Regions from separate parts of the Mus musculus genome. Here regions 2 and 3 are each linked to region 1. The links are chromatin loops, found by intact Hi-C in ENCODE. Cell type or tissue: heart. All regions are shown on one strand.

Region 1 (8,000 bases):
GAAGGGGGCTGGGTATGGAACCCTGCGCTTTGAGCACCCAAGTCAAGGCCTTTGCCACTGAGCTATAAGCAAAGACTGTCTGTCAGGGATTCCTCCTTCTTTCCCTCCCTCCCTCCTTCCCTCCCTCCCTGTCAGGCCAGTCAGTTACACAGTTTCAAAGCTTGCCAAAGGCAGTGAGTGACTCACGCTAGTAACTTATAAAATAAACAGTAAGTGCCGGGCGTTAGGTCCAAGATTCTAAATTAAGTGTTATATGGGAAGATGGGGCAGGGGAGGGCTCAGCCCTGGAAGGGCTTACAGTAGGATGTTTCACTGTATTCCTGAACCAGTGTACAACAGCCAGATACTGCAGAATTGTATGAAAGGGAGATGCTGGTGCCACAGCATCAGAATTAATCTTCTCAACGTGCACATAATGAACCGTACAACCCTCAACCTCCCAGAGCAGAAAGTGCCCAGCCTCTGTTTTCCAAAAGCCAGCCTGAGGGAGGGGGCCATGGGAGGTCCAGCAACAAGTCTGAGTTTTGCAAACAGGAACCTTGGCAACTTCAAAGTTTTACATTTTCAACATCTCCCAACAATCGTTTTTACACAGCCTTTCATTTCCCTTCTCCCCGCTAACATACAAGGATAATTCTAGATTTCCAAATAGAAAAGGAAAGGTGTTTCCATCCATACCAAAACACAAATAGAAATGACTTTCCCCCACCCCACCCCCCCACCCCCCGCAGCAAGAGGAAAATAAGGGTAAATGTTAGCTAAAGTTTGTTTTGCTAGTTAAAAGGATCCTTTAAGGATCTTTAAGAAGAATACCACTGAACCATACAAATACTTTTGCCCACCTCCTTAGACACGATTTAAGACTCTGCCACAATGACACTTGACACAGCTTAAATTTAAACAAACCCCATCTAAGAGACTTAGGCATGCTAACAGAGAGAAAACATCACCTAGGCCTTCAAACTTGGCTTTTAATACCGAGTTACGGGGCTTCCAAAGTGACACACGTTTACTTTATTATTTACTAATAAGAATACAGCCAAAATCTGTATCCACTTTTTATCAGACAGCTGTGAGTGCCTGCATCAACACCTCATCTGCAGTGAGATGGCCACACTGTTAGGGAGAAAGTAAGTAAGCTAGAGGAAGCGCGTTTCTCTACCGAAGTTGTCAGTTTGGGTTTCGTTCAACACATTGCACAGCTGAGTAGCAGCTCCTCTCCCTCTCTACCACCAACTATGCGCAAGGGTCTTGCTGCTCAGCACCAAGCCTGATGTAACCTATGTGCCTATTCCGTGCCTATGAATACAAAGGACTAGCATCCCAGGATGCCCAGAAAGGCAAACCTGATGCTTCCACTGGCCAGAGGTCTATGTGGCTTTAATGTCTGTAAATGGTACTCCTTACTTTCATGAAAGTTCCTTTCACCAATATTCTTTTTTAAAACAAATTTATTCAGCCTTCCCGAAAACACATAAAACCCCATTTTGCAATTCTTGTTCAAGGTTAAATGCGGCCCTTTTTATTAAAAGAGAAAGGTAACACTCCACTGCCACCATTGTGTGTGGACATTCGTGAAACTAATAAACACGAGGCAGTGTGCGCGTGTTGTCAGCGTTTGCCAAGCATCCACGTGCGTCCTCCTGGGACAGAAGATACCAGAAGCCCTGCTACTCTGTGCCACCCACCTTCGGTTTTGCTCCTGACCCCTGACTCTGGTCCAGATCCCTCTGTCTACACCAAGAGCTCCTCAAGGCTCGCGAAGCCTGGGTGAGCACAGCCTCCGGTTGGCTTGATGCACACAGCCAGTACGTGCCCCCTCCTTTCAGCTAGGACCCCCGCGCAGCTGAGCTGGGTTAGCAAGTTGTCCGGACCCGGGCTGCACACCTTTAGGGAGGCCGAGGATGGAATCTGGGCGCTCAGCCACAGTGGCGAGGGCTTGGGGAGCAGCAGATTCCTCTAGGATCTCAGAAACCTCCCGCGGTGCAGAAAGGGAACGCTGGCACAGCGAAGCCGCGCCACAGAGGGGACCCGCTGAGGTCGCCCACCGCGCCGGGCAGGGGGCGGCAGGGATGTCAAGTTTGGGGTGGTCGCCAGCTACACCTCTAGGTTTGACGCTCGCCGCAAGCTCAGCTGAGCACTGGCAGTCCACCGCGGCTGCCTCCAGGGTCGAGAGGCCCGCTCAGCGCCTACTCCCGGCGGCTACAGCTGGGAACTTTAGGCAAAGTTTTCTGCCCTTCCTGCCCAGGCCGCCCAAGAACACTGAGCCCCCATGCACAAGTCCAGGCCCTGAGGGTACAGGGGCCGAGATGGAGGTCCCTGTTTCTGCGCCCGTGCTTGTCCTGCGGGCTCCTGCGTGTACTGTACGGGCTCCGTGGCTCCACAGCTGTTTTCCTCCGGCCATCCGCCAGCCCGGCTCACCCGCTACGCGATGCCGGGTCTTCCCTGCCCCTGCCCGGCCCTGAAGCTCGCCTCGGACTTCTCCCACCCGGGTGTCGCCTACGTCCCAGGCGCCCCGGGAACGGTAGTGGTGTCTCGCTTACCTGAAAATGTTTCTCCGGCCGCAGTTAGCAAAAGTCCAGCTAAAGTCACCAGGCAAGTCCCAAGTGTCCTCATGGTGCTGAGTACGCGCCGGGCCGCCTCGGGGCGGCGGCGGCCGGTAGCCTCGGGAAGCCAAGGGAGACCCGAGCCTAAGCTGCAGGCTGCCAGGGTAGACGCGACAGCAGCGAAACACCAGACCCCAAAGTGACAACAGTTGCACAAGTCCGAAGTCCCGCGGCTCCCGGGCGTGGGGACGGCGTCCTGGATCCTCCTGCCCTCCCGCTGGCCCCCGCTTAGAGTCTGGCGCCACGGGGAGAGAGAGCGGAGGGCGCGCCCGCGGAGCCCAAATCCTCGCTGGGATCCGGTGATGAGCCCGCCTAAGCGCTACCCCTAATCGGGACCGAGCCGCCCGCGGCGCCGTGGCCGTGGCCGTGGCTGTGATCGCGCGCTTGTAGCCCGCCGCCTCTCCCACAGCCCCAGCCACCTCCGGCAGTGGCGCGCCGATGGCCGAGCCCGCGCAGGCTGCGCGCGGGGCTCCTGCTCCGCGACTGACTGGCGATGCCCCGCAGGCCGGCTGGAAGGAGCCCACGTCACGGCCGGGCCGGAGCCGCCGCGGCCCGCTAGAGGGCGCGAGCGCCCGTGTCCCCGGCCCCGGGCCAGCTCGGCCTGCGCGGCGCCTGCGGGCTCTGTGGGGCGGCCACCAGCAAGATGCGGGCGGGACCCGGCGGGCAGGAGCAACCTCCCGGGGCGCCACCCTCGACCCTAGCTCGCCTCCGCAGCGCCTCGGGTTTCCCACGCTGGCCTCGGGGACAGGGACCGCGCCCCAGCCAGAAGTTTGTCCCGGGTCACGGACGGCGAGTAGTTGGAGCGCGCCAGGCACGGGGCGGTAGTGTCCCGGGCGGTGGCGGTGGCGGCTGGCTTGCGAGCGCCGACCAGGAAGAAGCCAGAGCCGCCAGCGCCCAGGGCCGCTTGATCTGCTGCTTTCAAGGGACACACAAGCCTCTGTGCCCGAGCCCCGCGCCTGAGAAGCAGGATGCGCTTCTGCCGCTCCACTGCGTGGTGTCGCCGCCAGTGCGGCCCGGAGCTAGGAAGACAGCAGTTGCATGGAACCATGGATTGGGCAGAACCGAGGATTTCTGCAGCTGGTGCAAATGGAGAGTGTCTTGAAACATTTTAATTTGCCGTTTGGGGTCTGAGACGACTATTTTATTAAGTGAACACAAACGCTATTAATGATTAAATTAAAACTCAAATTCAAGATTTTATTTCATTTTATTTTATTTTATTTTATTTTATTTTATTTTTAAAAGCCGTTCTTCATCTTGCTCAGAGTACAGCCATTAGGGCACCTGTAGGTTATTTACCAAGCTAACTGCGGGCCATGCTGGTTAAACTAAGATCCCAATTTGTGTTGTGATACATGCAAGTAGGTTAGTGCTCAACAAGAGCTCTTACATTGCTTTCCCTGGGGGACCTTTACACTGTCTTTGGCTGCTTAGTGGTGCTTTAAAGACCAAAGAAATAAGTGACTCTCCCACTCCTCTGGTTTAAGGCTCTCTGGTGGCCCCAGAACCGGCCAAAGATGACGTTTGCGATCATCTCCCAGGACATATGTGACCCAGTACTTTTATGTCTTCCAGACCAAACACAAGACCAGCTTGTTTTCAGGCAGGAGTCCTCATGAGGCCTTCCATTCATAAATCTCAGTGTTAACCATTCACTTGCCACTATCCTATGCCGCCACTAGCCTTTATCTGAAAACGAGCCTGCTGGGCTTCTCCTGAACTTGGAAGGGAATTTTTGAAGTCTCATACTTAATTCAAAAGGATCAACAAGTGACAGAGGTTTAATCCGCCACTTGATTTTCTTGATGAAATTATACCTTATAAGATAATTGAGATTTGCTTTTTAAAAGCGAACGGTGACAGACACACCCCCCACCCCATTTTGATGCTTGTGGGTGCATCCGTAAAAAAGGTAAAAACCAACTGCGCTCTCATTGCTTTCCCGTAACATCTTTATGTTGGATGAAGAGATTGATATCATGTAAAACTCCATTCCTCACATGCGTCAATTCTTAATTATGTGTCAATTCTTTCTTTAATTAATAATTAATATTTTTTTTTACATTCCAATTGCTGCCCTCCCCCTCCCCAACAATACAATTACTGCAAACCACAGAGGAGGCATTGTGCTAACTGCTGAAGGCTGTTTTGGGCTGGTGGCTCCTTGAGAAACAGACCCTGGGCTAGGGTGACTTTGACTTGAGGTGATTCCCAAGAAGGAGAGAAAAGAGACTAGGGACAGAATGAGGACAGTGTCTGGTGTACTTGAGAACAGGATGTCAACTCAGCCCCCCTGGATTTAGGTATCTAACTGCTGTCACCACAGTCTACCCTAGTTCTCCACAGAAAGCATTTCTTCCCTCAGGACTTAAAACCTCCTGGGGGCTCTGTGAGTTTCAGCTGTCCCTCTGTTCTTACAGGTGACAGTTCTGAGCTAACTGCACTATTTCCAGTCCATGCTTTAAAGAATGACGGGGGTTTGGTTGTGGCACCCTCTGATTCCTGGGAGCCCTGTTTATTTACTGCCTCAAAGCCACCTTTGGTCTAAATAAAAAGAAAGCAGGGCCTTCCCATGGGGTTGTCCCTGCAGGAGCCTTCCCAGGGAACTTGTCTTTGACTTGTGTTTTCATCTGTAGAGAATTCTCTGTTCAGTCTAACCACTCTCCGGTCACTCCTGCCTCTCTGGGGACAAAGGTGACATTTGCAGAATGGTTGGCCAGAGTGAGGAGTGCTGTCAGGCCAGTTTCTAAGACGAGTGGGTTCTGGGAGAATAAAATCAAAAGCCCAGTCAGTGTCTGGGTTACCAGAGGTTGATCAGGCTGGCAAAGGTGTCTTCTTAATACAGCTTGAAAAAGAACCAACCAGCAATAGGAAGCTTCTTTTTCTTTTTCTTTTTCTTTTTCTTTTTCTTTTTCTTTTTCTTTTTCTTTTTCTTTTTCTTTTTCTTTTTCTTTTTCTTTTTCTTTTTCTTTTTCTTCTTCTTCTTCTTCTTCTTCTTCTTCTTCTTCTTCTTCTTCTTCTTCTTCTTCTTTTTCTTTCTTTTTCTTTCTTTTTCTTTTCCTTTTCTTTTCCTCCTCTTCCTCTTCCTCTCCCCCTCCTCTCTCTCTCTCTCTCTCTCTATCTATCTATCTATATATATATATATATATATACACACACACACACACACACACACACTCATGCACACATTAATAGGGCTTGAACTCAGGGCTTTGAGTATGCTCTGCACATGCATATATAGCATTGTGACACTCGGGCCCTCCAAGGCCCAGGCAGGAAAGGAGACCACTTCTCTTGGTAGATTAGTGGGTAGGGCCGCTGCTGAGATGTGCAGGGACACTACTGTGGACCACAATGATTCCGATGCTAATTTTGCTTCACATCTGTAAAAGTCAAAATGTCAATGGAAACTAATCTGACCATAGCCTGGGTATTCCCCCCCCCCCCCATACTCTGAGTGTTAGGTACACTGACTGGAGGTTAACCACAGGCAGACGGTTTCTAAGACATGCCAATTACCCCAGAGGGATGGCTCTGTTTTTCCAGTCACTTCCATGTGATCCAAAGGAAAATAAATTCCCATTGTTTTTATGGGTTTTTCTTTTCTTCGTTCAGCCTTCCTGAAATAGTAAGTTCCCATTTTTACACACTTGTTTGGATCCTGAAAATATAGATGGAGATTGAAAATGCATACTGTATAGGTTACATAACAATATGTTCCCTTGAACGAAGTATGTCAAGGAAGGTGGGAGGAGGTAGCTCTGAATTTGAAACTTGTACCTTGTCGTTTGGTCTACAGTACTTTGTGTTCTTGGCCGGTCCCATGTGCACACCCACCCAGAAGCTATCTCGCATCCTTGAATAGAAAACACACACACACACACACACACACACACACACACACACACACACACAAGTTATTTTTAAAATGCCTTGGCTGCCTCAATGACTGGGCGCTCCTAATACTTCCCCTGCTACCCCATGCCCAGTCAGGAGGCTATGTCCCCCAAAACTTCCATGGCTTGTTGGCTTTATCTCACCCACTACCGTGTCCCCTTCTCCTCTCCAAGTCCCCCATTCTCTCTCAACTACCTGCTCAACTCTTAATGTTCCACCCTGGTGCTCAGCCATTGGCCACTGGCATCTCTCTTGATAGACCAAACGCCAATTGCAGGTAAGGATCTTCACATAGACCCCCAATCACAGCATCAGAACCACCCTCTAAAGAAACTCACTGTATCAGGTTTAAACAACAACAACAACAGCAACATGCCTGGCTTGCACAGTGGCATTCTACCAGAAAACCTGGTGTGGACTCTGAGACAGTGAGCAAACATGGTTCATTATTATAATGGTCACGGGGCCGGGGGGGGGGGGGGAGCTTTAGGCAACAGTGTATCTTAAACCCTAGCTCCTAGATCCCATCTCTTCTTCGCCTCTGGGACTGTGTGAGCCCAGGAGTGGCAGAGAAGGGAATTGACCATGTGACATGCAAGCTCTTGGACTCATACACACTTAGCATATGCAACGTCTTCCACTTGACTCAGCTGTGGGCTGTTTGATTCTTAGATGCATTGCTGGGGATCAAAGACTCCCCTATGCTTGGCAGATGCTGTACCTCCAGGCTTTACTCCCAAGTTCTATCTTCAGGTGTGAGGAGAGCAAGCGGATTGCCTCACCCAATGTGTACCGCATTCCACAGCCACAGGCTCCTTAGGAATGCGGTCTTGCTCCATTTTCTGCAGCCACAACCCCCACAGATCAGGCGGTTGCAAAGCAAGTCCATAGCAGCTCTTGTTTCTGAGGAACAAGGTCACGGGTCGTACCTAGTGATGACCTGCTTGCTGGCAAGAGGCAGAGAAGGAGAGGTATGCAGATGTCTTCTCCCACCATTCCTTCCTATAAGGGATGTAGGTCTGTGGGCAACACCCTAGCAACACCCTGGGGTCATCTCCACCACTGAAAACCAGGTCAGCAGCATTCAACCACAGGGATGACCCTGTGGTCCGTCTCTTAACCTAGTTATGTGGCAACGTCCCCTTCTACAAACAGGACAGTACGTTTCTACCCTCTTTCACTCTCCTAATAGAGATTAAACTCTTCAAAGTGAGCAACCTCAGGCAGAGGTTACGAATATGAACAACCCATATTCAGCCCACCGTGAATGAGTCTGAGTGGAACCAAAGAGGACGAAATGGAGTAAGAAAGGTGTCGTTGGCTTTTCAGGGGGCAAGAGGAAACCAGCTCACCTCAGCATTCTCCATGGAAGGCCTGCTGGCACCTGAACATGAGGACCTCTTCTCCGTGGGTGGTCACATCCTGCCAAGGTCAGAGCCTGCCATTGACAAAAGACAAGGCCCATCCAGGTGGAGTCCCAAAGCCACCGTTTCCAAG
Region 2 (8,000 bases), 270 kb before region 1:
CAACAAATCCATAGAAGAAAATCACCCTAACCTGGAGGAGAGGACTATCAAGGTACAAGAAGCCTACAGGACACCAAATAGATGAGACCAGAAGACAAAGCCTGCTTGAATATAATAATCTAATCATGAACCATACAGATGAACACCTTCAGCAAAGTAACCCCATATAAAATTAAATAAAAATAAATAAATAAATAAAGAAATAAAGAATAAGTCGCCTGCCTGTATATAAAGGGCAAATGGCATGAGAATAAAAATAAGGGAAACAATACCTTTCACACTAACCTCAAATAATATAAAATATCTTGGGAGTACCTCTAACTAAGCAAGTAAAAGACTTGTATGATAAAAAACTTTACAATACCAAAGAATAAATAAGACCAACCAACCAAGTGAATCTGATTTGACTTAAGGCTCACTCCATAAGATGGAACCCACAGCCACCACTGCCTGGGTGACCATGAACCCGAGGCTAGACTATCAGGGGACCTACTGTTCTAATTACTGTTCTAAATTTTTTTCTTAAGTAGCAATAAAAACACTCCTAATTATATCTGATATACTTGTAGATTAGTGCCTTGCTCAGCCATCAACAGAGATGCTTCCAACTGCAGCAGATAGGAGAAAAAGCAGAGACCCACAACCGGATAAAATGGAAGACAGTGAATGAGCTTGGAACCCTCAGCCCTCAATGGAATGTTGCCATCAAATCCCTCCCTGAAGGACAAAGGAAATTCGGCAGAAGAGGGGGCAGAAAGAGTGTAAGTCCAAGAGGATGAAAGACCCAAGACCACAAGGCCCATAAATTCACGTGATCAAAGCTCCTGTGAGTTCACAGAGACTGAGGCAGCACACATAGGACATGTACCTGTCTACACAAGGCCCTTTATGTCCATTCAATGGGCTTCTAGTTTGGTGTTTTTATGGGATTCCTGAGTGTGTGGATGAGTGGGTCTCTGGTTCTTGTGCCTTTTCCTTCTGCTTGTTTGGTTTGTCCAATTCCAATTTACCCCTTTTTGTTTTATTTCTTATATTTTCTTTTAAAAAATAACTTAAAAATAAATGAATAGATAGATAGATAGATAGATAGATGGATAGATAGAAAGTGAGTGAGTGAGTGAGGGAGTGAGTGAGTGCTGGCTACTGATGCCATTTTTACTACTATGTACTGAAGAGCACTGCCACTCTGGTCATAAAAGATTTTGAGCAGAGTCTAGGACCAAACAGCCAGAGTCCAAGTTATTTGTGAAGCTGAGGCAGGCAGGAGAATCACCTCAGCACAGGAGTGCGAGCTCAGCCTTGACTTTGGCATAGCAAGCGCGGATCACAATGAAATAACGAAATAATCCATTTGAAAGATTCAAGTAAGGCCAGCTCCCTCCCGGCAGGCAGCTTCCACTGTGAACCAGAGACTTTTAGAGTACACTTACCAGAGGCGGAGACTCAGCACCAAAGTGCTTGAGGTCAACCAGAAGAAACAAGAAGAAATATTTTGTGGGTTTAGATATGAGAGAGGTTACCTGATACAAATTTAAAGGAATGTGTTCAATGTCGTTTCAATAACTGAAGCACCTTTTAAAGGTTGTTTTAAATTTGCATTTTAATTATGAGGTTGTGTGCATATGTGTGCAAGCACAAGCATGCCCATACATGAGTACAGTGCTCACAGAGACCAGAAGAGAACAGGAGCTGAGTCACAGGCAGCTCATGAGCCGCCCCATGAGTGCTGGGAAGCAAACCTGAATCTCTCCAAGAACAGTGGTATGTCTCTTTGCAGGTATGCAGTTTCCTGTTGAAAGAGGCATTTCCTAGCTCTCTCTATTAGTAATTTGTTAAGAGCTTTGTAAGTTCGGTCTTTGTCAGTAATATTGTCAAGCTTACATCCACAATAAAATGGTCAGTACAAACCACAACTACCAAGTCGCTCCAGTTTATACAAGTAAGAACCAGGATGCAAAGCAGACACCTTGATTAGAAAGCTGTGTAGCAAGCGCCTATGGACTGCTGCTATCTTTATTCTCTATTATAAACACCTGACAGTGAAGAGCTCCATTAGAAAGTTTCTAAAAAAATAAAAAAGGTTAAAATTCTTTTTAACAATAAAATTTTTATTTTCTAAAAAAATAAAAAATAAAAATAAAAAATAAAAAGGGGCCAAAGGCTGAGGCCCACCTTCAGTGGGCTTCATGGACACAGGTTTTAGAGTCCCAGCAAACGGTCCGTTCTCGTCTGCTCCTGTCCTCTCGGCAAACCTTCCAGATTATCCTTTCTAGTCAGAGACCTTCATAAGGAAGCTGCAAAATCTAAACCTGGATTTTGTCTCTCTGACTTTTTAAAAAAATCAAATAAGCTCCCCCCTCTTTTTTTTTTTTTTTTTTTTTTATTCAAGAGCAAGAATTGCTTTGGTGAAGCATCGTAGACATGTGCAGGACACAGGCAGCCACAGGGATGCCTGCAAGCCAGGGTCTAGGTCCAGGAAAGACTGAGGTCAGAGAAAACAAAAAACTTGGAGAAATCAGGTATACTTCTGAAGAAGGGAAATGCACCAGGGGGAGGCTGTGCTCTGCAGACAGGATATGTTGGCTTTTAGCAAATACAATCACATGTATTTTAAAAATGTCCTGTTTATTAAGTTAGGCTTGGCTTTCTTCGGGGTACTGAATCAAGACTTTTAAAGAAAGCGCCTAGTTTAAATTTTGATTGATTGATTGATTAGCTGAAATACTTGTATAGCCTGGGCACCTTCTGTGTTTACTATCTAGTTTTCCACAGTCAACCATGATGAACTATGAAATGAACTCACAGCTGGAGACCACTACCCTGACTCAGAAAGGTGGATCATTTTTCTGAAGTTGCACAGTATTTAGCAGGATTGGAATGCAATCTGGTCCACTTCCCTTCCAAGTACGAATCCTTGTCATCTTTCTGAAGTTATCAGGCGCAAACAGATTTACGACATGTACATGTCACACAGGAGATGCCAGTGACTTGGGCTTTCTTCACTGCCGTGTTCTAGACTATGAAGGATTAGATACATGGTCAGTGACAAGAGCTTTGTGGGGGGATTTATTAAGCCACAGTGAAAGATTTTGGTTGACCTGTGGGGACATGAAAGAGGGCTGCGGACAAAGAGGACTTTTAGAAAGCTTAAGATGGCTCTGACTAGTTTGTTTGTATGCACATCATTTGGGAGGTAAAGGCCAATCAGGAGATAGCCACAGAAACTTTGGCTCTGTCCATCCCTTGTTCCGGGGGGATATGTGGGAACTGGAATGAGGAGAGGATGTGAGCAGTAGGTTTCTTAAGACCTGGTGGGTAGAGTGAATCCCTTTGCAATCCGTGGTTTCCGGGCTTGTAACCTTGTAACCACAGACCTTGGTTATCAGGCTTGTAACCACGGACTGCTTTCAGAGTGTTGGGATTGCAGTCGAGCTCCACCACCCCTGACATATGACACAATTTTAACAACATAGGAGTTAAAAAGAGAATTGGCTAACAACTGCCAGGGGCCAAATCTGTCCACCCACTTGCCTGTGCTTTGTTATCAAGCTCAGAATAGTTTTTTTTTTTGTAGCTTTCAATGGCAGGAGGAAAATCAAAATAATACCAGCATTCTGTGATAGGGGAGAATGATATGAGATTCCAATTTCCACACCATGAATAAAGTTTTATTGGCTCACAGCCACCCTCGTGCATTTACATTTTGATTTTTGGCTGATCCCAGACGACAACCTCAGAGCTGACTGGTTGCCACAGAGACCATCTGGGCTGCAAAGCCTGAAATATTTACTATCTGTTTTCAGAGACTTTCCTGCTTGGCTTTCCAACACACTGGCATTACTCTGGTTAACAAGAGAGCACATGTCAAAAGCAATGCTTTGTCACAGCTAAATACAATATGCCTGCCACTCCAGTAATGGCCGGTTGAAACCTCGCTGCACTGGTTTTCAATTCTGCTGCATAGCTGTTACTTTAAAAGCCCACCGTGGCTTGGAATATCATAACTAACTTTTTAAGACATGAAATTGCAGCCTGCCAAAAACCAAACAATAAATGCTAATTATTTTACAGTCCTCCCCTCCCCCCATAGTGTCCAGATGAAATCCAACGCAGAAATCAAACTTTTCTCTATAAAAAGAATGACTGAGAAAATCTAATCCTTTAACATTAGCACCCCACCTCAGCTCCCAGTTCCTGCTGCAGTCCCTGGTACCAGATGGATGTGGAGTGCAGGTCTTCTTGTGCTTGTAGTTTCGTGCTGGTGCTAGAATGAAGCACTCTGACGAAACACAACTCTGGGGAGTGAAGGGTTTGTGTCAGCCTACTCTTGCAGGTCACGTCCATCATTAAGTCAGGGCAAGCACTCAAAGCAGACATAGCTTAGTGACTGTTACTATTTTTATGATGACACACCACAACCAAATGCAAGTAGTGGGGCCGTGGAGAGTGCTGCATACTGGCTTGCCCAGCCTACCTTCTTATAGGACCCAGCACCACCAACCCAGAGATGGCGCCAAGTACCCACAATGGGCTGGACAGTCCTCCATTACTCACCAATCAAGGAAATGCTCTACAGGTCTGCCTAGAGCCTGATCTAATAGAGGCATTTTCTTACTTGAGTTTACCTCTTCTAAGATGACTTTAGCTTGTGTCAAGTTGACATAAAACTAACGAGTGCAAGAAGGCATAGAAGAATAATGCTCTCTGGCCTCTTCTTCCAGGCTCATGCTTAGCTAGCTTGCTATAGAGTCCAATACTACTTGCCCAGGGATGGTACCAGCTAGTGTGCTGGGCCCAGCTATATCAATTAACAATCAAGATAATTCCACACAGGCATTGCCACAGACCAACATGATCAACAATATTGAGGCTTCCCTGTGAGATATCTCTAGGCTGTGCCTACTTGACAAAGGTGACTAGGACATCTGGTCCTTAACAAAAGGCACATTTTACATGTAAGTGTGTATCCCAGTTGGGTCTTTGTGGCTGTGATAAAACACCATGACCAAATGCAACTTGGGGAAGGGTTTATTTGGTTTTCACATTCCGACCACAACCAATCATTGAAGGAAGCCAGTGGCAGGAACTTGAGGCAGAAATCTAGCGGCAGGAACTAAAGCACAGACCATGAGAGAATGTTGCTTATGGGCTCACTGCCCATGGCTTGTTCAGCTTTCTTTCTTATACAATGCAGGCAATCTGCCCAGGGCTAGCATATGGGTCTTTCCATATCAGTCATCCACCAAGAAAATGCTGATAGACGATCATGTGATAGAGATGATTTCTCTCTAGAGAGGTTCAATAGAGAGCCCACAGGATAATCTGATAGAAGTGAATCCTCTTTAGAGATGCCCTCTTCCCAGTGACTCTTATTTGTGTCAAGTAGATAAAAGCTAACCAGCAGTGGGTGTTGTGCATAAATCTGGAGGCTGGAAGACAATGCCAATTGTATCCCTCAATGGATTCTCCACTTCATTTTCTGAGATGATGTTTCAGAACCTGCAGCCCAGGAACTTGGCTAGATTGGCTGGAGCATCTCCTGGTTACAAGAGCACACTGTTTCACTCGGCTCTTTACTTGGATGTTGGGGGTCTGAATTTGTGGCAAGCAAGTTTTACCCAGCCATATTTACAGTCTCCAATCAAATTTCTTTTTAAAAACATTTCCTTACCCCCTAGCTCCTCTTTTACAGTGACAATAGGACAAAACCAGAAAGCCATCTTTATTGCAGAATAATTTTATTGCAATATTTAACTTTATATCATCGTTCTTTCTTGGGGTTAGATTAATGCAAAACATAACCCATCTTTATCAGTCAGCAATTCTTCATCTGTAGATTTGCAAGCTCCCCAGAATTTTATATGTAACCCTCAGATCAACATTAATGGGCTTTATAACACGTTAATGGCCATTTGTGGAAATGCAGAGAGTTGCAAAGGTCTGAATTGCTTAATACACAGAGGCCTAGCTGAAGTCAAGCAAGGCAATGCTCTCATATGCAAGCCTTTGTATAGTTAAAAAGTAAAAAGGTAGGAGGCTATGATGAGCCCTATAGGGGGAACATTTGCTAAGTAAGGTTTACTCAGGCAAGAAGAGTAGTGTTGTCATAGGTTGAATGTTAACAGAATACCTAAGCTCTTATAAAGCAAGGCCATGAGCTGACCAAACACACTGTGACTCCAGTCTCCTGGGCACCCCAGAAGCAATGGCACAGTGCAGGAAGCCGCCCATATCACTTGCTTCTAGATCCACAAATTCAGTTGTGGTTGGAGAATACTTTGACACACAAAAATTTTAGGTCTGTATGAGACACACACATCAACTTTGGATGCCGTCTTCATTCCACACGAGATTGGATGCATTTGGGGATGGTATGGCCTTATGCTGCATTTAATCCCCAATTAATAGTAAAACATCTATTTAATAGCCTGGCACTGTGATGGTGACTTTAAGTAATCCAGACAGGATTTAAAGATCAGGACCACAAGAGGATGTGCCTGGGTTATATGCAAATATGATGCCACTTTAAATTAAAGGGAGAACTTGGTCCTGCACAGATTTGAGCACATGCAGAAAGGAGGCAGTCAGTGTCCTAGAACCAATCCCTCAGGGAGATGGCCATATGTACTAGCTCAATATTCTGTGACTCTGGAACCTGACTATAGCGCTGAGGATTGGTTACTCTAAATCCTCAGACTCTTGCTGATGGCTCTGGTATTTACCACTGTGAGACAGACTCAACATCCTCTCATTCTCCTCACTAATATGTCAGTCGTTCCCCAGACTTTGGGGATAGCCCCTTGTTGTCAGATGGGCGGGGCCACTGGATGTGCTTTCCTTTGTGTGGCTGATGTCAGTTCCTCCTCTAGGGGGCGCTTGCCAAGGAAGACAGAAACTTGAACACTGCAGCACCCTGACCCTCCCTGCTCAGGTAAGGAGCAAAATCATCCCTTCTGCTACCACATTCTCTGTATGAGTAAAGACAGGGGTTTGCGCACCAGCACCCAGAAAATGTTCGGATGCAAACCATGTGTCTGTTCCCTAGACACTCAGTTAAGGGATATGTCTGTCTACATATCACTGATAGTTATAACTTAAGTAAAACCAAAGGTAGGTCTAACTCATTTTTTTTTATGAAGTTGATTGTTTTGTCAAATGCATTAAATAGAAAAAACTATAAGGGCTGGAGAGATGGCTCAGATGGGCACTGTTCTTACAGAGGGACCAAATTTAGTTCCTAGGTCATATCAAGAAGCTCACAACTGTCTACAACTCCAGCTCTAAGGTATCCTACATGTCTTATCCCCATGGCCACCAGCACTTACATATAAACGTGCATGTGCACACACATGCACACCCCTCCACACACACCTGCATGCATGCACACATGTATATGTCATGCACACACGTGCACATGTGCACGCACACACATACACACATGCATGCACACATGTCCACCCACATGCATGCACAAATGCATCCACTCACACATGCAAACGAGAATACACACATGCATGAGCACGCATACTCAAACACACATAATTTGAAAATAAAACAGAGAAGTAAAAACGCAAGCAGTAAAACTTTCTCCAACATAACGAAACCAAAGAAAACCACAAATAAAGAATCTATGACATTAAGAAATAGGAGCAGGCTGCTATAGCTCGAAAACAGAGTGCTTTCTTAGTGCCCACGAGTACCTTGATTCCATCTTTACATCAGAAATGAGGCAGGAATAATTTTTTATCTTTATCAGGTAGCACACACCTGTAATTCAGCGTTCAAGAGGCTATGGCAGCTTGGGCTATAGAATTGCCCTGTTTAACTAAATACAAAAAGAAAGACAAGGTAGTAAAATGCCCCGGAATTCACTTCTAATGGTGTACCATCCAAAAATATGTTTTTGTTACCCAAAGACACTCAAAGGACAACCACATGTCAATGGAAATAATTATTGGTCCTTTGGAATGTTATTAATGCCTTTGATTTATTGGTTGCCA
Region 3 (8,000 bases), 80 kb before region 1:
CGTACAGACACATACTCACACATAAACACATGTATATACATACACACAGACACATACACACATACTTACACATAAACTCATGTATACACACACATAACACATGCACACACATATACACTCATACACACACATAAACATGCATACACACACACACTCTACATAAAGGAGAAACTGGTTGATGGACCCAGTCATGCCTATCCAAATATACAGGCTGCATTAAATGTGGGGACAATAACACTTCTTTATTCTAAATGTTCAAGGACTCCCTCTCTCAATGTCCAATAAGTCATATGAACAGGGGCGGTACTCCTGAAAATATGTTCAGTTTTGTATTGATTACATAGAGACCACAACCAAATTTTATCTCTAGCCTGGGCTGCTTCTATGAAATCCCTCCTGTAGGTCTAATTGTAAATTTAACACCCCCATTAAAAGACCTATAGTCTGTGACATTAAAATTCCCAAACCAAAACTTAGTAATTTTCCTATTTCCCACAACTCAAACATGTTCTACTCACAGATTCTACAGCTTGGCTATTATTAGCAGCATCAATGAAGTTTCTCAAATCAAGAAAACCAAATCTCCTTGACTTGTCCCCTCACAACTCATAATCTGCCACATCTTACTAGTTCTACCTTTTAAAGCACAGCCAGAGCCTATCTGCCAATCACCTTCATTGTTACTGCCTGGGCAAGCCATTCTTGGTTCTTGGATTGACTATCCCAACAGCCACCCCACCTCCACCCTCCACACACACCAACCTTCTCATACCTTCCTCCACTTTTATTCACGGCAGTCATTTCCATCTCGTGTACCGTATGTGGCAACTCACCTTTTCTTAGAACAGAGCTCTACCATGCATCAAGGCACCAATAGCTTCTCCCCTTGAGGGTGGGTGAGCCTTAACCATTTCTTTAACAGAGTTTGTGGGAAGTGAGTCCCAACTTCTGCAATTAAGTCCTATACACAATTCAACTTCTACCTAGATCTCCAGAGAGGAAGACCCAGCCACCACCTGGTGCATGCCTCAGAGAAAGCCACACGAAGACCCGTCTACAAGGGAAACCAGTCTTCTCGATATCTGGTCTGAGACCCTAGCTAATGGCCAGCCCTAAGCTACCACTCAGAGTGATCCCTAGAAGTACCCCTGTAGCTCAGGTGAGGACAGGGTACCAGTAGTATGTTTTCCAGGGCACTATTCTAACACTTTTTAAAACAACTTTTTCTTTGAACTTCCATTCCATGAGTGAACCTCAGTGGGCCAAAGAGGCCATGGTCACTGGACTGATTGGGATGGAAAACAGAGGTGGCGGGAGGGTTGGGAAGAAGTTAAACACCCAAGGCAGCTGGACCTCATAGAAGTTGAGAGTCCATGACGCCTACCCATGCATCGTAGTCCCTCAGTCCTGGGTAACAGGAGCTCCATCACCCTGACTTTTCCAAAAATTATTATTACATGATTGCATCCACTGGGTACTTGTGGGTTTCTTCTAACCCTCCAGGGCTCTCTCCTAAGCGGCAAGTTTCACTTCTCCCACTAGGGTTCTGGGCATAAGATTCCAGCCATTTGGCTCACACTCCAGTGCTTTTGCCTGAAATGCTAGCAGCCCCCTAGCCAAAGCTCAATCTTTTGATCCAAACTCAGGTCTTCAGGCATGCCCAACAAGCACTGTACATACTAAGCTACTCCTCCAACACTCTATGACATCAACTCAATGCCTGGCTTGTGGAGGGCTTTCTTCTAACCCTCCAGGGATCACATCCTCACTCACCAATCCAGAAGTTGGTAAGAGGCCATCTCCCATGCTGTAATCATCATTCCCTGGCCAGCACTGTCTGTAACATTCCCTGACCAAGAACAGCAAACCCACTGGCAAGATTTCCAAGTAAGCCATGCCTTTGTGTGCAACAAGAGCTTTTACAGATAGGGAAGCACATGCTTTCAAAATAGAATCTCTGCATAAGTCATATAGCTCCTCCTGAGACTGGTACATGGATTGGGCAGGCAGGCAGACAGACAGACAGACACACAGACAGACAGAGACTGGCTGATTCAATCCAAGTCTGATGCTGAAATTCATGGAAGCACTTACTGAATACTGTGTTCCTGCTGCTCACACTAAAGTTGGTCTTTAAGCAAATATAGGCATGTGTACATATGTATTATATATACACATATATGTGTGTATAGATACATATGGATCTCAAGTTTTAAATATACTCTTAGTCTTTCTATAGATTATGCTAATAAAATGGGGGAATTTTTATAATTATGTGTAATGTGTGTCCACGTGTTGACATTTGCACGTGAATGCAGGTACCTACAGAGACCAGAAGAGGTGTCAAATATGTTAGCATTTAGCTCTAGTATTACAAGTAGCTTCGAGATACCAATTGTGGATGCTGGGAAGCAAACTGGAGGTCCTCCGCAAGACCAGCAGGCACTCCTAACCACTAAGCTACCTCTCCAACCCTATACTGAACCATCTCTACAAATACTCAGAGAGAAACATTATAAGTAGCTACTCACTTGAGTTGATGGAGAAGCCCAGAAAAGCAATGAATGTGTCAAGGCTGGAGAGATGGATCAGCAGTGAAGAGTACTGGCTGCTCTTCCAGAGGACTTGGGTTCAATTCCTACCTCTCGTATGGCAACTTACAACTGTCTATACCTCCAGTTCTAGAGACCTGACACCCTCACACAGACGTACATGCAGGCAAAACACTGATGCACTCGAAATAAAAATAAATTTAAAAAATTTTAAAAGGAGTTGTTTGTCAAAATACTATACAGCAGGCTGACTATAGTTAATAGAGCTGCTCTGCATGTTTGCATTTCTCAACATCCTTCCAACATTCAGCAAAGAATCCTGGTTGACATAACCCGTGGCAACCACTTCTCAGCGTGTATGGAAGCATCCTCTCGGACAGCTTATGTAGATATAGGATCTTTTATTCACCAATTACAACTAAATTCATCTGGGGGCTAGGTTTGAACCGGTGACAGCAAGGGACTCTTTCCTTAGGGCCGTGAGTATATTTTTTTCCCTGGGAATGAAGCTCCCTGGTAAACAAAGCAAGTCTGGGCTGGCGTGGGACGATCAACAAATGAAACACCTTTTTCATTCCAAGACAGCTTTTTTTGAAGCGGCAACGTTTCATGAAAATTTCAGTCCATCTCACAGGAAGCCTGACTCAAGGCCAGTGCACAATTAAAACCGTGTGCCCCTTTCGTGGCCCTGCTCCCGTGAAACGCGCTGTGTAATTTGCCTAGGAGATAGCACCGAAAATGAGTAATGGAGCTCGAGCGTGTGTTCTGTCACTCCGCATTACCCCTGTGTACAGAAAATAAGATGCAAACAGTCCGTGATGAGCGAGGTGAAGGAAGGAAATGAAAATGTCAACCGCAGGAGGAAACTGTTAAATGGCACCAACTGCCTGAGAGAAGTGTTTGTGTACCCATGTGCTGCTTGTCTACCCCAATATATCATCAGGAAGGACAAGCTGCCCAGGGGGAATGAGTGTCCTCGGTCGGCAGGGAGGCTGGCAGGGCCCAGCTTCGACTGCCCACGGCAACAACACACACATACCCAGCAATGGATGTCAGTCCGGGAGCTTTTCACTGGCATCTGGCTGCAGTCAGTTGGCAGATCCAGAAATAGGCAGGCACGGGGCCTGCTGGCCTTCAAACACTGCGACTCTACCAACATTCGATCCTGGCTAAGCGCTCCTGGGAAGCATCCTTAAAGGAGCAGTTGACACACTGCCTTCTCTCCACTGTTTGCACAGTCAAGAGTCCAGCCCTAGCTAAAAAAGATTCACCGTGTTCAGAAAAGAGCAGGGCTCATAAGACAAAGGAAGATTCTGAAGGAGGACAGAGGCATCTCTTGCCTCTTACACACATCCTGCCTTAACTAGTTGGAAGGACCCAAAAGTCTGGAAAGGTGAGGGAAAGAAGAGCCTCATGAGAATTAATGTGGTTACTTTATGGGAGCGTGTGTGATGAGGTAAGGAAAAGAACAAATATCTTACACAAATGCCTCTGTTGCCTCAAATCTACCATTTTACTGGACTCTCTTGGCTTTTTGTTGTTTTGTTTTTAAATAAATAAAATAAAAAAAAAGAAAGTATGACAAAAAAGACCAATATCCCCCACTTTATTTAGTTCCCCAAGAACCAGTAATTTTTCTCCCCATTCTCTATAGCTAATTGGCATGTCTTCCTAGGCAGGTTTACGTTTATAGACAAAGTAAATGAATGTGGATCTGCATACATACCGCTTCCCCTATTAATATCCGACATGGGTGCACTCTGTGTGTTGTAACTGGTAAACAAATCCAATACATTATCATTAACAGAGTGTCACCCTTTATTTCGATACAGTAGATGACTAGTCCTAATTGATTGACTTGGTAAAGTTGCTTCCCAGTGATATTCTCATCCATGCTGGAGTTTACTGACATGGCTTTGGCAGCCTGTGAATGAATCCTTAGAGACGCTGGAAGACAGTAGCATCAGCCATAGCTATCAAAGCTCACACACAGGAGGACACCAACCTACTAGCCTGACTGGCCAGCTAGATGACTCACTCACTCGGCTGTGTCCTAGTCTGGCAAAGGATGCCTAAGGCCACTCTAACAGGTGCCACCTAAACCATGATGCCATTTTCATGAGGAGGAAAAAGAGGGAGAGGAGGAATAGGGAGATGAAGAGATAGAGGAGGAGGAGGAATGATGATGGTGATGGTGGCGATAATGATGATGATGATATGTGGGAGTTAAACAAGAAGGGGCCAATTCCATCTTTCTCCTTAGCACGCATACAACTATACAATCACAGGCCTTCAAGCTTAAATGTTCCACTAACTTACATAGGAGATCTACAGAGAGAAAAGACTAGAGACCTCTCTGGCCATCAACATCCCTGGTGAAGGGTGGCGAGATAGACCTCCTGCATGGAGCTTCATCAGGCAGGAGGAGTGGGCCCCTTGTGAGGCACCATCTTACCCATCTTCCTTGGCCTCTCCCAGCTCCACTCACTTCTCCCTTCTCCCTGGAAAGCCACACCCCCTTCCATCACTGGCTTTCGCACACTGGGTTTCTTTTCCTGCTTTGATTTGTTTTCCTTTCGGAAGGGCATCACGTCCTCACACATCTCAGATGATATGTGTCACAGAGCCTGGGAAAGGTGGGCTAAAGCCCCTCCTCACTAGACTGTAAACCCTGCAGGGAAAGCAGTGGGAACATTGCTTATTAACACAGGCAGGGCCCAGGAACATGTCAATTGCTCATGCCAGGGTGGTCACCTTAAGCATGGCTACTGAAGAGACCTGACATCTTGTAGTGCACCCCATTCCCTATTTCCAGGCCCTCCAAAAATAATCCCAGCAAAAGGATCGCTCCACAAAGCTTGCCTGAAGGAGACTGCCCTGTCTTAAGATTGTACACTCTGGCCCTTTGTGTCTAGTATAGTTGAAATTATCATTATAAATTGATAAAGACTATTAACACTGATAAGCTTAGGCAGTGCAATGAGACTGTTTCTTAAAATCTTAAATAATGAAGAACTGGGGTGAGGTTGACTCTTGTACTCTGGAGACAGATGCAAGGAGACCTGTAAGAGTTCAAGGCTAGCCTGGTCTACAACAGAGAGTTCCAGGCCAGCCAGCCCTATACAGTGAGACTCTGTCTTTAATGACAATAGCAGTAGTAATAATTATGATGATGATAATACCACCTAATAAAATATCAATGGCCCTGTGTTGGGAGAGACCAAGGCTCTGTAGGACAACACACCCGTTGCTTCCTTTCCAGACACTAAGGAATGGGCTCTAATATTAAGGTTCAGGCAAATTCCTATGGGGGTGCTGCCCACCACGGAGGCGTCCAGGAGTGGAACAGTCTGCTCTGCAATGCTGCGCACTAGGTAGGCTGTTTTTTGCAATTTCCGCAAGCATTAAGAGAGCAGCCTCCTGGGCTGGGGCTGGGACTGCAGTGGACATTGAGTTATGACTGGCCTGACAGGGAAAATGAGCGGCATTGCTCAGTGGCGCGGACACCACTCACACATTTATTACCTCTGGGACAACATGGTTTGTGCTGGTATTTGTGCCTTCCATGGTTTCTGAGACCCAAGCTGCATCTCAGCATCCTGATACTACAATTTCTACACTCCTCCTCGGAATGGCTCTTGTGTTTTAATGATTAGAAGGTGTTAAGGAAAGGAAAACTCCTTAAACCTACTAAACCGGTTACGGATGTCTGAGCAAAGCACTCAAAACAGACATGATTCATGGATCAGACAACCGGAACCAGAAGAAGTTGAGAACACCCACCTGCAAAGTGATCAGAGAGCCTTAGACAGAAGACCAGCTGATGCATCATCAGCCAACCAGTCAACTGGTTACAGCCTAACTAGTTAATGGTTTACAGCCTACTCAGTTAATTGGCCGCTGGGACTTCTGTCACAAGCCAAGAATGGAAACTTAATGCTCCATTTTGCAATGTGGCAGGGGAGAGTTGGCTCAGAAGTTACTGATGTTGGGGAAGAACCTCTATTTAGTTCCCAGCATCCACTGTGGGCGGCTCACAGCCTATATAACTTTACATCTAGCTCAGTGGTTCTCACCCTTGCCAACACTTCCACCCTTTAAGACAGTTTCTCATGTTGTGTTGACCCCAACCATAATATTATTTCTGTTGCTACTTCATAAGTGTAATTTTGCTACTGTTATGGGTTGCAAAGCAAATACTTTTGGAGATCTGGTTTGCCAAAGGGGTCACAGCCCACAGGTTCAGAACCATTGATCTAGGGGCTTGAATGCCCTTTGCTGGTCTCCACAGTCACCTACACTCACATGTACTAAACTCTCTCTGTCTATCTGTCTGTCTGTTTGTCTCTGTCTGTCTCTCTCTCTCTCTCTCTCTCTCTCTCTCTCTCTCTCTCACACACACACACACACTATCAAAAATAAAATAAACCTTTAAAAACAGCAACCTAAACTCCATATTGACACAACCTGCTGGACACAGTGCAGGTACACTGTGCAAATCCAGTATCACTGGACAAAATCTCACTTAACAGAAATGACCAAAACAATAGAGAAACCATGTTCTTGCTTTGATAAAATACGTGGGTCATGAATCAATTCCATTCCTCAGGACTAAAGATTTTCCTAGAATTGTTGAAATGCTTACAGAAGTCAAGGCAAACAGGATTAAATCAGAGGCACAAAACCACACCTAATCTTGAACCAAACACATCCTGGAAAACAAGGAGGGTTATTTTAAATTAGTTTTTATATGATTAAATTAGAAGCTTGCTTTCATTCCAATTAAGCATTTAATGTTTAATTAAATTTTGGGGTTGCAATAAAACAACAACAAAATATTTCTGCCAACTGATTGCAAAACCTACCTATTCATACATGTAAGGATTATGACAAAACTAAATTTATGGTCTATTTAAGTGCTTTAGAATAAGGAAGTTAACAATTGTTAGTACCCTTAATGGATGTTTTATGTATAGGTTAACCGAAATGAGGTCTGTGGTGAGATCTTATGCTGAATATTGAAAGATGATCATGAAAGCAAGAGTTTCTTATTGAAGTTTGAGAGGAAAATAGAGAATAGGTACTCAGTTCATGGGAAGGGTGTTTCAAAGTCAAAGTTAAGACAAAATGAGAGTATTTACTGTGAACTCTCAGGCATTTTCTAAATCTCATGAATAGCATGGACTTTCCTCAGGTTATTGTGGAAGTTCTGTACCCTCCCCACTGCCCCCAGTCCTGCTCCCCTTGAGACTGAGATCCAAGTTTCTTCTAAGTCTTTTTTAATGTTTCCCCCACGGACTCAATTTCTCTATTGCCTTTTTCTCTTCTTTAAAGCAGCATAGATTCCGGTGCTTGCCAAAGAAGACCTATTCTCTATGGAACAAGTGCCGTCCCAGACCCAAACATCTTAGGAACAAACTCCGGTGTCTTAGCTATGTTTCCTATGGC

Evidence for each region. A loop is a pair of places that touch in the nucleus more often than their neighbours do. Peaks named below come from ENCODE experiments on the same cell type or tissue, not always from the same donor. Only the 100,000 strongest peaks of a DNase experiment are listed, where the experiment ranks them.
Region 2: it touches region 1 in a loop (2.6-fold over the local background); 5 of 42 quality-filtered maps call a loop at or near these places.
Region 3: it touches region 1 in a loop (2.5-fold over the local background); 6 of 42 quality-filtered maps call a loop at or near these places.

Annotation. Positions count from the first base shown.
Region 1 is chr17:67,351,414-67,359,413 of GRCm38, forward strand. It overlaps Ptprm (protein tyrosine phosphatase, receptor type, M), which reads right to left and starts at 3,046. Exons shown (of 31, transcript NM_008984.2): 1 at 2,544-3,046. The coding sequence starts at 2,616. It overlaps Gm36152 (a long non-coding RNA gene), which reads left to right and starts at 7,409. Exons shown (of 3, transcript XR_385718.2): 1 at 7,409-7,474; 2 at 7,833-7,933. In heart, CTCF peaks have their summits at 2,184, 3,180 (motif pointing right) and 3,381; DNase peaks (open chromatin) are centred at 218, 1,848, 2,098 and 3,158; H3K4me3 peaks cover 4,078 bases; H3K27ac peaks cover 2,225 bases.
Region 2 is chr17:67,080,917-67,088,916 of GRCm38, forward strand. The region is part of intron 3 of Ptprm (protein tyrosine phosphatase, receptor type, M); the gene reads right to left. Among named protein-coding and RNA genes, the nearest start is that of Mir5709, 59 kb to the left of the region's middle. In heart, CTCF peaks have their summits at 4,510 and 6,860 (motif pointing right); no DNase peak of the experiment used is centred here.
Region 3 is chr17:67,271,332-67,279,331 of GRCm38, forward strand. All of the region lies in intron 1 of Ptprm (protein tyrosine phosphatase, receptor type, M), which reads right to left. It overlaps Gm52313 (a long non-coding RNA gene), which reads right to left. Exons shown (of 2, transcript XR_003952394.1): 1 at 3,592-8,000. Among named protein-coding and RNA genes, the nearest start is that of Gm52313, 15 kb to the right of the region's middle. In heart, no CTCF peak of the experiment used is centred here; DNase peaks (open chromatin) are centred at 1,810 and 3,610.